Regions from separate parts of the Homo sapiens genome. Here all the other regions are linked to region 1. The links are chromatin contacts, found by Hi-C or POLR2A ChIA-PET in ENCODE. All regions are on one chromosome and are shown on one strand. Each heading gives the region's core, a stretch centred on a gene start or an enhancer-like site at or near the end of the contact. The rest is flanking DNA. Distances are from core to core; before and after follow the strand shown.

Region 1 (2,886 bases), core at 62-2,561:
CCTGAAAGTCATGGTCAGGAGTCTGGAAGCCACTGGGGGCCTTAAGATCATCCACTTCCACAATGATGATCCACCATACCCATTTCAACTGTGCACCTGGCATGGTCTTTAGATTCTCCCCTACCCTGCTCTCTTTATTTTCCCTTAGTATTCATCATCCTCTATGAAACTATGTATTTATTGTTTTATGTTTACCCCTTTTTGGGTTTGCTTGTTTCGAGACAGGGTCTCACTCTGTCACCCAGGCTGGCAGTGCGGTGGCACGATCAGAGCTCACTGCAGCCTCGAATTCCTCGGCTCAAGAGATCCTCCCACCTCAGCCTCCCAAGTAGCCGCCCAGATAACTCCCAAGGGACTACAAGCACACGATACCACGCTCTGCTTTTTTTTTTTTTTTTTTTTTTTGAGATTGGATTTTCACTATGTTGCCTAGGCTGATCTCGAGCTCCTGGCTTCAAGTGATCCTGCCTCGGTCTCTCAAAGTGGTGGGATTACAGAAGTGAGCCACCGCGCCTGGCCTACTTATTCTCAATTGTTTGTCTTCCCCAACTAAAATGAAGGCTCTACAAGGACACGGAGTTTATCTTATTCACTGCGGTATTCCCAGTACAGAGAACAGGGCCCGGCACAGAATAGGTGCCCCATAAATATTTGCTGAATCAATGAAAAATCACCAGGAGCCAGCGTGGGTCAGTGACATCAAGTCCTGCCCCACTAACTCCATTTACTGGACCCTGGACTGGCTTAGACCTCAAGCAAGTCACGTAACCTCTCCCAGCCTCAGTTTTCTCATCTGTCAAATGGAAAGTTGGACACGTTGGCCCCTCTGTGCCCTTGCAACTAAGGCAGAGAGGAGAAGAGCATGCCCCGTCCCGCTCTGAGGTTCTCTCCTGGACCTGTGAAGGTGTCTCTGGGCGCATCTGAGGAGTGGCTTTTCCTCTCCCGGCCTCAGTTTCTCCATCTGAGCAGAGGGCTTGGGAGGCCTTACCCATGCAGGGGCAGTAGAGCAGGTAACCGGCCGGGTCCCAGGAGCCCGCAGGCATCCCCGGGAGCGGCAGAAGCAGCAGCAGGAAAGACACGCTCAGCGGCCGTGCCCACGCGGCGGCGCCCATGTCGGCCCGGGAACCCGAGCCAGCCGCGGCGCACAGTCGGGGAGGGAAGGAGGGACGCGAGCGCCCGCCCCGCTCCCAGCGGTCCCTGCGCGCCGCCCGCGCACCGCCCCGGCCGCTCTAGCCCGCGGGCGGGCGGGACCATAGAGATCCCGCGGCACCGCCCCCTCCACGACCCGAGCGCCCGCTCGCGCGGCTCCCACAATGCACCGCACAATGGCCCGACCGCCGCCACTACCGGGGCCTGAGGGGGCCTGGCGGAGCCCGAGCGCGGCCCGGCCCGCAGCGTGGGGCCCCGAGCGCGGTGAGTGCCGGCGAGGGCCCCAGGGGACGGCGGGGAGAGGGGCGGGAGGCCGTCTCGCTGCGTCCGCGCGCCCTGTACCCGGAGCGGCGGCGCGCCTCATCTCGGGCCCCTCAGCGCGGTCGCCCACACCCCCGACCCGGGGCCCGGTCTGCGCCAACCCGGCCCCAGATAGGCCCTGGGGTGACGAAAACTCTCCCTGGACCCCATACCTGTGTCTGGGGGACCCGAGGAAGCCACCGGTCCCCTCCCTTCCGAGACCTGGAGACGCAGTCCTGAGGGTCCCCCATTCCCGACCCCTAGGCTCCCTGGAGACCCAGATAAGGCGCTGCTGACCTTACCAGGGACCCGGGTCTGGGGGACGCAGATAAGCTGCACCTGCTCCCTCCCTCCGACACGCCTACCCAGACCCACATAACCCCCTTTCCTGCTCCAGATAGCCCGCTCTGTACCCTGTTTCATTTTCCAGACTTACATAACTCCCTTTGAGGCTTCCCTCAAATATCTGGGTCTGGAGAAGTCGAATAAGCCCCACCTGTAGTTCCCTCCTCAGTGGCCATACTCCCAGGCTTTCGACATCTTCCATCCCGTTACCCATTTTGAGACCCTCTTGAAATTCAGAGGATACACTTCTGACTATCCCCATCCCCCCAGCCTTCCAGCCCTTATAATCCCCCATTTCATTCTTGTGGGGATCCCTTAGAGACCCAGGAAAGTTGCTCATGATTCCTTCCCATCCTCGCTCTTCCTTCCCATCCCAGAGACTCCCTCCAGACTTCTCCCTGGATTTCCTTTGCTTCTCCAGCCCTCATCCACTCCCATCTCTCCCAGGCTCGGGGAATTGAACCTTTCCCACACCACAGTGGGGTGATCTAAAAGTTGGCCTGGGACCAGGCTGTGGCCCACCTTGGTGGGGAGAAAGGGGCCTGTTAGGTGGAGGATATGGGGACACCTGTGTGGGGGAATCGGTGCTTTCACCTGCAAGCTTAGCCTGTCTCCTGGCTTGTGTGTTTTTCCACCTGTCAGCCATGGGACTGTGTGTAGAGTCTGGTCTTGGGTTTCTAACCTTTCTCTCCTAAGGTGAGGCCACCAGATTGGGAGCGGGGGTGTCGAATCACGTTTTCTCCCCATGAAAATGGGGTTGTGATGAGTTGCAGCCATTTGTTCAAGGCCTCCCCAGGAGTGGGAGGCAGCAGGAATCTGAGGAAATAGTGAATCAAAGAGACTCCAAAGAGGGCCCATCTACACTGACAGAAGAATTAGCAGCCTGAGAGTAAATCCAACCCCTGTTAATCCTGTTTGATGTTTCTTGGAATGGTGCAAGTCATTGAGACTCTCCAGCCTCCCTGTAATTTAATTCTCCCACCACTCTGGAGTGGGCGGGGGGGAAGGGGGCGACAGCATTCCCATTTCCCCTCTTCTCACTGTTTTCCAGCCAACCAGTGTGTTTTAGGATTTGTTTCTGGTTCTGAGATC
Region 2 (2,770 bases), core at 27-2,526, 310 kb after region 1:
TCAAAAAAAACCAAAACAACAACAAAAAAAACAATGTAATCAGTCATATTAACAGACTAAAATGGAGAAATCACATGATTATATCAATTGATGCAGAAAAGGCATTTGACAAAAATTAAACACTCATTCATTTAAAAACTCTGAGAGGAACTTCATCAACTTGATAAAAGCATCTTAAAAAAACTCGAGCTAACATTATAATTAGTGGTGTGTGAAAGTTGTCAGATTCAAAATGGAATCACTTGTGTCAAACCCTGGCAAAATAGGGCCAGGGGGCCGGGCTAGGTGGCTCACGCCTATAATCCCAGCTCTTCGGGAGGCTGAGGCGGGCAGATCATTTGAGGTCAGGAGCTGGAGACCAGCCTGACCAACATGGTGAAACCGCGTCTCTACTAAAAATACAAAAAAATCAGGCCGGGCGCAGTGGCTCATGCCTGTAATCATAGCACTCTGGGAGGCTGAGGCAGGCAGAACACCTGAGATCAGGAGTTCCAGACCAGCCTGGACAACATGGTGAAACCCCATCTCTACTAAAAATACAAACATTAGCCGGGCATGGTGGCTGGTGCCTGTAATCCCAGCTACTGGGGAGTCTGAGGCAGGAGAATCGCTTGAACCCGGGAGATGGAAGTTGCAGTGTGCCGAGACTGTGCCACTGCACTCCAGCCTGGGCAAGAGAGCGAGACCCTGTCTCAATAAATAAATAAATAAATAAATAAATAAATAAATAAATAAATACATGAATAACCTTACTGTTCCAGAAGGCAGAGGGACTGAAATGGGTTGGCATGGCTGCATTCCTTTTGGAGGCTCTATGGGAGAATTTGTTTCCTTGCCTTTCCCAGCTTCTAGCCGGGCATGGTGGCATGTGCCTGTAATCCCAGCTACCCGGGAGGCTGAGGCAGGAGAATCGTTGGAACCTGGGAAGCAGAGCCTGCAGTGAGCCGAGATCACACCACTGCTCTCCAGCCTGGGCTACAGAGTGAGACTCCATCTCAAAAAATAAAAAGTAAAAAAATAAAAATACAGAGCCAGGAAAGGTCATGAAGGGAGGAGTCTCATGCATGATTTGCCAGATAATAAGAACTTTCACAAGAACATTTTCCAAACCACAGCTTCCCACATGAGACAAGAGTACTGCTAACAGCACAAGGGCAGCTAGCAGCTAACACAGGAACACTAGCCTGACACGGTTTCTCAGGCCCAATCCAAAACTGCAAGGGCCTAACAAGAACTCCGAGACTCCAAGTCCTACCTAGCAACTACTGACACTCACCAATCTGCTACTGAACTCGCCAGCTCTCATAAAAAACACTGCTAGCGCCAATGAACTTTCTTTTGAAACAACTTACGTAAATCTCCTCTTTCCCCAAGAGAACCCTAAACTTTTCCTTTGTTCTCAGACATGCTGGGGGCTGCCCTAGTCTATGTGGACATCCTGGATTGCAGTTCTACTTCTTGTATATTATTCCCAAATAAAACCTTTTTACTTGGAGATTTGTCTCTATTTTTTTATGTTGATGGATGAAAAACTGGAGTTGGAGACCAGACTGGGCAACATAGTGAGACACTGTCTCTAAAAATAAAAATAAATTAAACAATAATCAGCACTGCAGCCCCACATAGCTCAAATACTAACAAGCTCAAGACGGCAGTGAAGGAGGTTGGATTGGAGTACACGCAATTTAATTAAAGCTGCAGCCCAACCCATGTTCAACTCAGCTTTAGGAGGAATCTGAATGATCAGCCCCTAAACCTGCTAGTCAGAGGAAGGAGCTCGCATACTCTATAAAGTGTGTGTACGTATGTGTGTGTGTGTGTGTGTGTGTGTATATACATGTATATATATATAAAGTGTGTGTATGTATGTGTATATATGTATATGTATATAAAGACTAAAAAATTATGATATACAATTGTTTTTCATACACAATATCCAGAGTGCAGTTCTAAAAATATAACACATGCAATAGCAAAGCAGGGAAATGTAATACATAATCAAGAGGAAAAAGAGCCAACTGAAATAAACCCATAAATGACCCAGTTATCAGAATCATTAGAGAAGAAATTTAAAAATTATTATAAATATGTTATAGGATTTATGGGAAAAGATGGATACAATGTGTGAATAGATGAGTTACTGCAGAAAAGAACCAAATGGCCAAGTGGCTCATACCTGTAATCCCAATACTTTGGGAGGCTGAGGTGGCAGGATCACCCAGGAGTTCAAGACCAGCCTGTGCAACACAGTGAGACCCCATTTCTACACAAAGTTTTAAAATTAGCCAGGCATGGTGGTACGTGCCTGTAGTCCCAGCTACCTGGGGAGCTGAGGTGGGAGGATCACTTGAGCCCAGGAGGTTAAAGCTGCAGTGAGCCATGATCGCACCACTGCACTCCAGCCTGTGTGACAGAGCAAGACCCTGTCTCAAAAAAAAAAAAAAAAAAAAAAAGAACCAAATGGAAATTCTAGAAGGGAAAACTATAATATCTGAAATTGAAAGTTCAATGGATGTGCTTAACAAGAGACTAGGCATTGAGAAGGAAAAACCGTACATTTGAAAACAGTCTAATTGAAATTGTTCAAATTGAATTAGAGAAAAAATTTATACATGAACAGAACCTCAGTGACTCGTGAGATAATATCAAGCAGTCTAACATACATATAACTGAAGTTCAAGAAAGAGATGGGGAAGAGATAGGACAGAAAATATTTTTTGAAGAAATGATGGCTAAAAAATTTTCCAAATTTGATTAAATTATCAACTCA
Region 3 (2,700 bases), core at 100-2,599, 480 kb after region 1:
GAATCCAGACAAAGTGCTTAACCACAAGGCGATGCTTCTTCTATATATAAACTGACGGACGGATGAAATAGGCTGATTGACTGATGAGTGACTGACTGACTGACTGAATGAATAAATGGAAATGTGATTATAAATGTTGATTTTTTGCGCCTCCCGATTCCCCAGATCTACCGCGAGGGGGCGATCTCTCCCCGGTCCTGATGCCAGTCACTCAAGGCGCGCACTCCCTTTGCGTCTCGGGCTCGCGCGCGTTGCCGCGGCACCGGAAGTGACTGAGCTTGCAAGTTCCCCTGTCTCTTCAGGGGAAACTGAGGCCGGCTTGTTCGGGAGAGACGGCGCGAGCAGTCAGCCAGGTAGGCCGGCAGCCAGGTAGGCCGGCCCGGGTCCGCGGCGCGGAACTCGGCCGCGAAGAGCTCTTGCGTCTGGAAGCTACCGGGCCGATGAAGGGGGATGTGGCCCCCCACGGCTCGCGGGGCTCGCAGGTGAGAGCGCCGCCTCCCCTGTGCGTGACAGCCGTTGCGCCCAATAGGAGCCTTCGCCGTCCCGCTTCCGTGCCGGCTGGGCTCGCTGATTGGCTGCGCTGGGGCGGACCGCCGGGGGCGAGGCCCCTCCTCTCAGGAAGGTCTAGGGGGCGCCCCCGGGGGAGGGCGGTTGCCTAGCAACGGGGCGGTGGCTCGGCGGGTACCCGGCCTAGTGAGCTCGAGAAGCCGCTAGGCCGCAGCCGGCCCACCCTGGGCTCCGGAGAGGTGCAGCCCCCGGCCCCGGAGCCCTCCCGGGGGCGCCAGAAAGCCACTTTGGGCCTGTCCCCAGGAAAACGTGGTCTCAGCTGTGGGGCCGTCGAGCAGGCCTCGACCCCTCTTCCTGACCTGAGGAGAGGCCCAGCGCCTCACCCTCACCCAGTCTTTGTGCAGGGCGCCGGCGGCCATTGTGTCCGGGCGGGGAATGGAGGACCCGGCAATCCCCAACTGCCACGTTCTGGGCCTTTGGGGAATTCAGAGCAAACCAGCGGCATTTGTTGGGGGTCTCCGGCCTTCAACATCACAGACAGGCCTGGGGGTGGCCTTCCCAAAGTCAGATTGCAGATCTGAGGCAGTTTCCCCCTCCCTGCGTCCCTCACTGAAACCTTGAACCCCATTGAGAAGTCCCTTTAGGGTTTCGGACGCCTCCACCTCACCCTGGGCTGGTGCTTAAATAGAAAAAAGAAAAACAAAAACCAACTAAATCCATACCAGCCACCTCCGGGAGAGTACTCCTGGCTCCCAGTAGGAGGCGGAGAGCCAAGGGGCGTGCAAGAGAGAGGGGGCTGGGCTCCCGGGTGGCAGGAGGCCGCGGCTGCGGAGCGGCCGCCCTCGATCCGGGCGATGGAGGAGGAAGCAAGCGAGGGGGCTGGTTCCTGAGCTTCGCAATTCCTGTGTCGCCTTCTGGGCTCCCAGCCTGCCGGGTCGCATGATCCCTCCGGCCGGAGCTGGTTTTTTTGCCAGCCACCGCGAGGCCGGCTGAGTTACCGGCATCCCCGCAGCCACCTCCTCTCCCGACCTGTGATACAAAAGATCTTCCGGGGGCTGCACCTGCCTGCCTTTGCCTAAGGCGGATTTGAATGTAGGTGGTGCGGGGGAGCGGGAGTGGGGCGGGGGGGACTGCCCAGGGAGTGACTTTCCGAGGAAGGCATTTCGGAGAAGACGGGGGTAGAAAAGGCTGGTGGGAGATTCAGAGTCCACTGGTGCTTTCGATTTGACTTAAGTGAAGTATCTTGGAACCTAGACCCAGACCTTCGTAAGACCCACAAAGAAACCAGTTCTGGTACCTGGAGGGGGAATGGAATTTTTAGGGTAAATGGCATGCATATTAATTATTTTTTTTTCCTGAAGCTCTTTCTCTCCCTTCAGAATCTTATCTTGGCTTTGGATCTTAGAAGAGAATCACTAACCAGAGACGAGACTCAGTGAGTGAGCAGGTGTTTTGGACAATGGACTGGTTGAGCCCATCCCTATTATAAAAATGTCTCAGAGCAACCGGGAGCTGGTGGTTGACTTTCTCTCCTACAAGCTTTCCCAGAAAGGATACAGCTGGAGTCAGTTTAGTGATGTGGAAGAGAACAGGACTGAGGCCCCAGAAGGGACTGAATCGGAGATGGAGACCCCCAGTGCCATCAATGGCAACCCATCCTGGCACCTGGCAGACAGCCCCGCGGTGAATGGAGCCACTGGCCACAGCAGCAGTTTGGATGCCCGGGAGGTGATCCCCATGGCAGCAGTAAAGCAAGCGCTGAGGGAGGCAGGCGACGAGTTTGAACTGCGGTACCGGCGGGCATTCAGTGACCTGACATCCCAGCTCCACATCACCCCAGGGACAGCATATCAGAGCTTTGAACAGGTAGTGAATGAACTCTTCCGGGATGGGGTAAACTGGGGTCGCATTGTGGCCTTTTTCTCCTTCGGCGGGGCACTGTGCGTGGAAAGCGTAGACAAGGAGATGCAGGTATTGGTGAGTCGGATCGCAGCTTGGATGGCCACTTACCTGAATGACCACCTAGAGCCTTGGATCCAGGAGAACGGCGGCTGGGTAAGAACCAAGCCCCTTGTGTGTCCCTTTTCTTTGGCCTCTGGTCAGAGATCCCCAACAGCCCTTCTTCTGTATCTCTTTCTGTTGTGTTGGGTGATTGTTGGAGACGTTGATAGTTGAGGAAACCTGACTGGCCTC

The links. A loop is a pair of places that touch in the nucleus more often than their neighbours do. ChIA-PET counts read pairs that join two places held with the same protein, here RNA polymerase II (POLR2A). Pooled maps may share reads with other maps.
Region 2: a pooled map shows a loop between it and region 1 (4-fold over the local background). The contact joins the enhancer-like site here to the promoter of PLAGL2 in region 1. A Hi-C loop is called at or near these places in 1 of 168 maps with a recorded cell type or tissue (naive thymus-derived CD4-positive, alpha-beta T cell) and 6 of 50 pooled maps. POLR2A ChIA-PET finds 5 or more read pairs at or near these places in 4 of 52 experiments (OCI-LY7, WTC11 and activated T-cell).
Region 3: a pooled map shows a loop between it and region 1 (7-fold over the local background). The contact joins the promoter of BCL2L1 here to the promoter of PLAGL2 in region 1. A Hi-C loop is called at or near these places in 8 of 50 pooled maps. POLR2A ChIA-PET finds 5 or more read pairs at or near these places in 2 of 52 experiments (PC-9 and WTC11).

What each region holds. Positions count from the first base shown.
Region 1 is chr20:32,206,168-32,209,053 of GRCh38, reverse strand. It overlaps PLAGL2 (PLAG1 like zinc finger 2), which reads left to right and starts at 1,311. Exons shown (of 3, transcript NM_002657.3): 1 at 1,311-1,413. It overlaps POFUT1 (protein O-fucosyltransferase 1), which reads right to left and starts at 1,174. Exons shown (of 7, transcript NM_015352.2): 1 at 989-1,174. The coding sequence starts at 1,112. RefSeq lists enhancers at 835-964, 427-1,340 and a silencer at 1,105-1,524.
Region 2 is chr20:31,893,782-31,896,551 of GRCh38, reverse strand. All of the region lies in intron 3 of TTLL9 (tubulin tyrosine ligase like 9), which reads right to left. Among named protein-coding and RNA genes, the nearest start is that of TTLL9, 25 kb to the right of the region's middle. RefSeq lists an enhancer at 1,417-1,466. Within about 2 kb of position 1,276, at least 14 of the 41 ENCODE cell types and tissues checked have a DNase peak (open chromatin) inside an H3K27ac peak, as active enhancers do.
Region 3 is chr20:31,721,517-31,724,216 of GRCh38, reverse strand. BCL2L1 (BCL2 like 1) reads left to right here and starts at 1,349. Exons shown (of 3, transcript NM_138578.3): 1 at 1,349-1,599; 2 at 1,869-2,562. The coding sequence starts at 1,999. RefSeq lists enhancers at 251-450, 220-974, 981-1,040, 975-1,730 and silencers at 481-930, 1,137-1,431, 1,331-1,440, 1,491-1,610.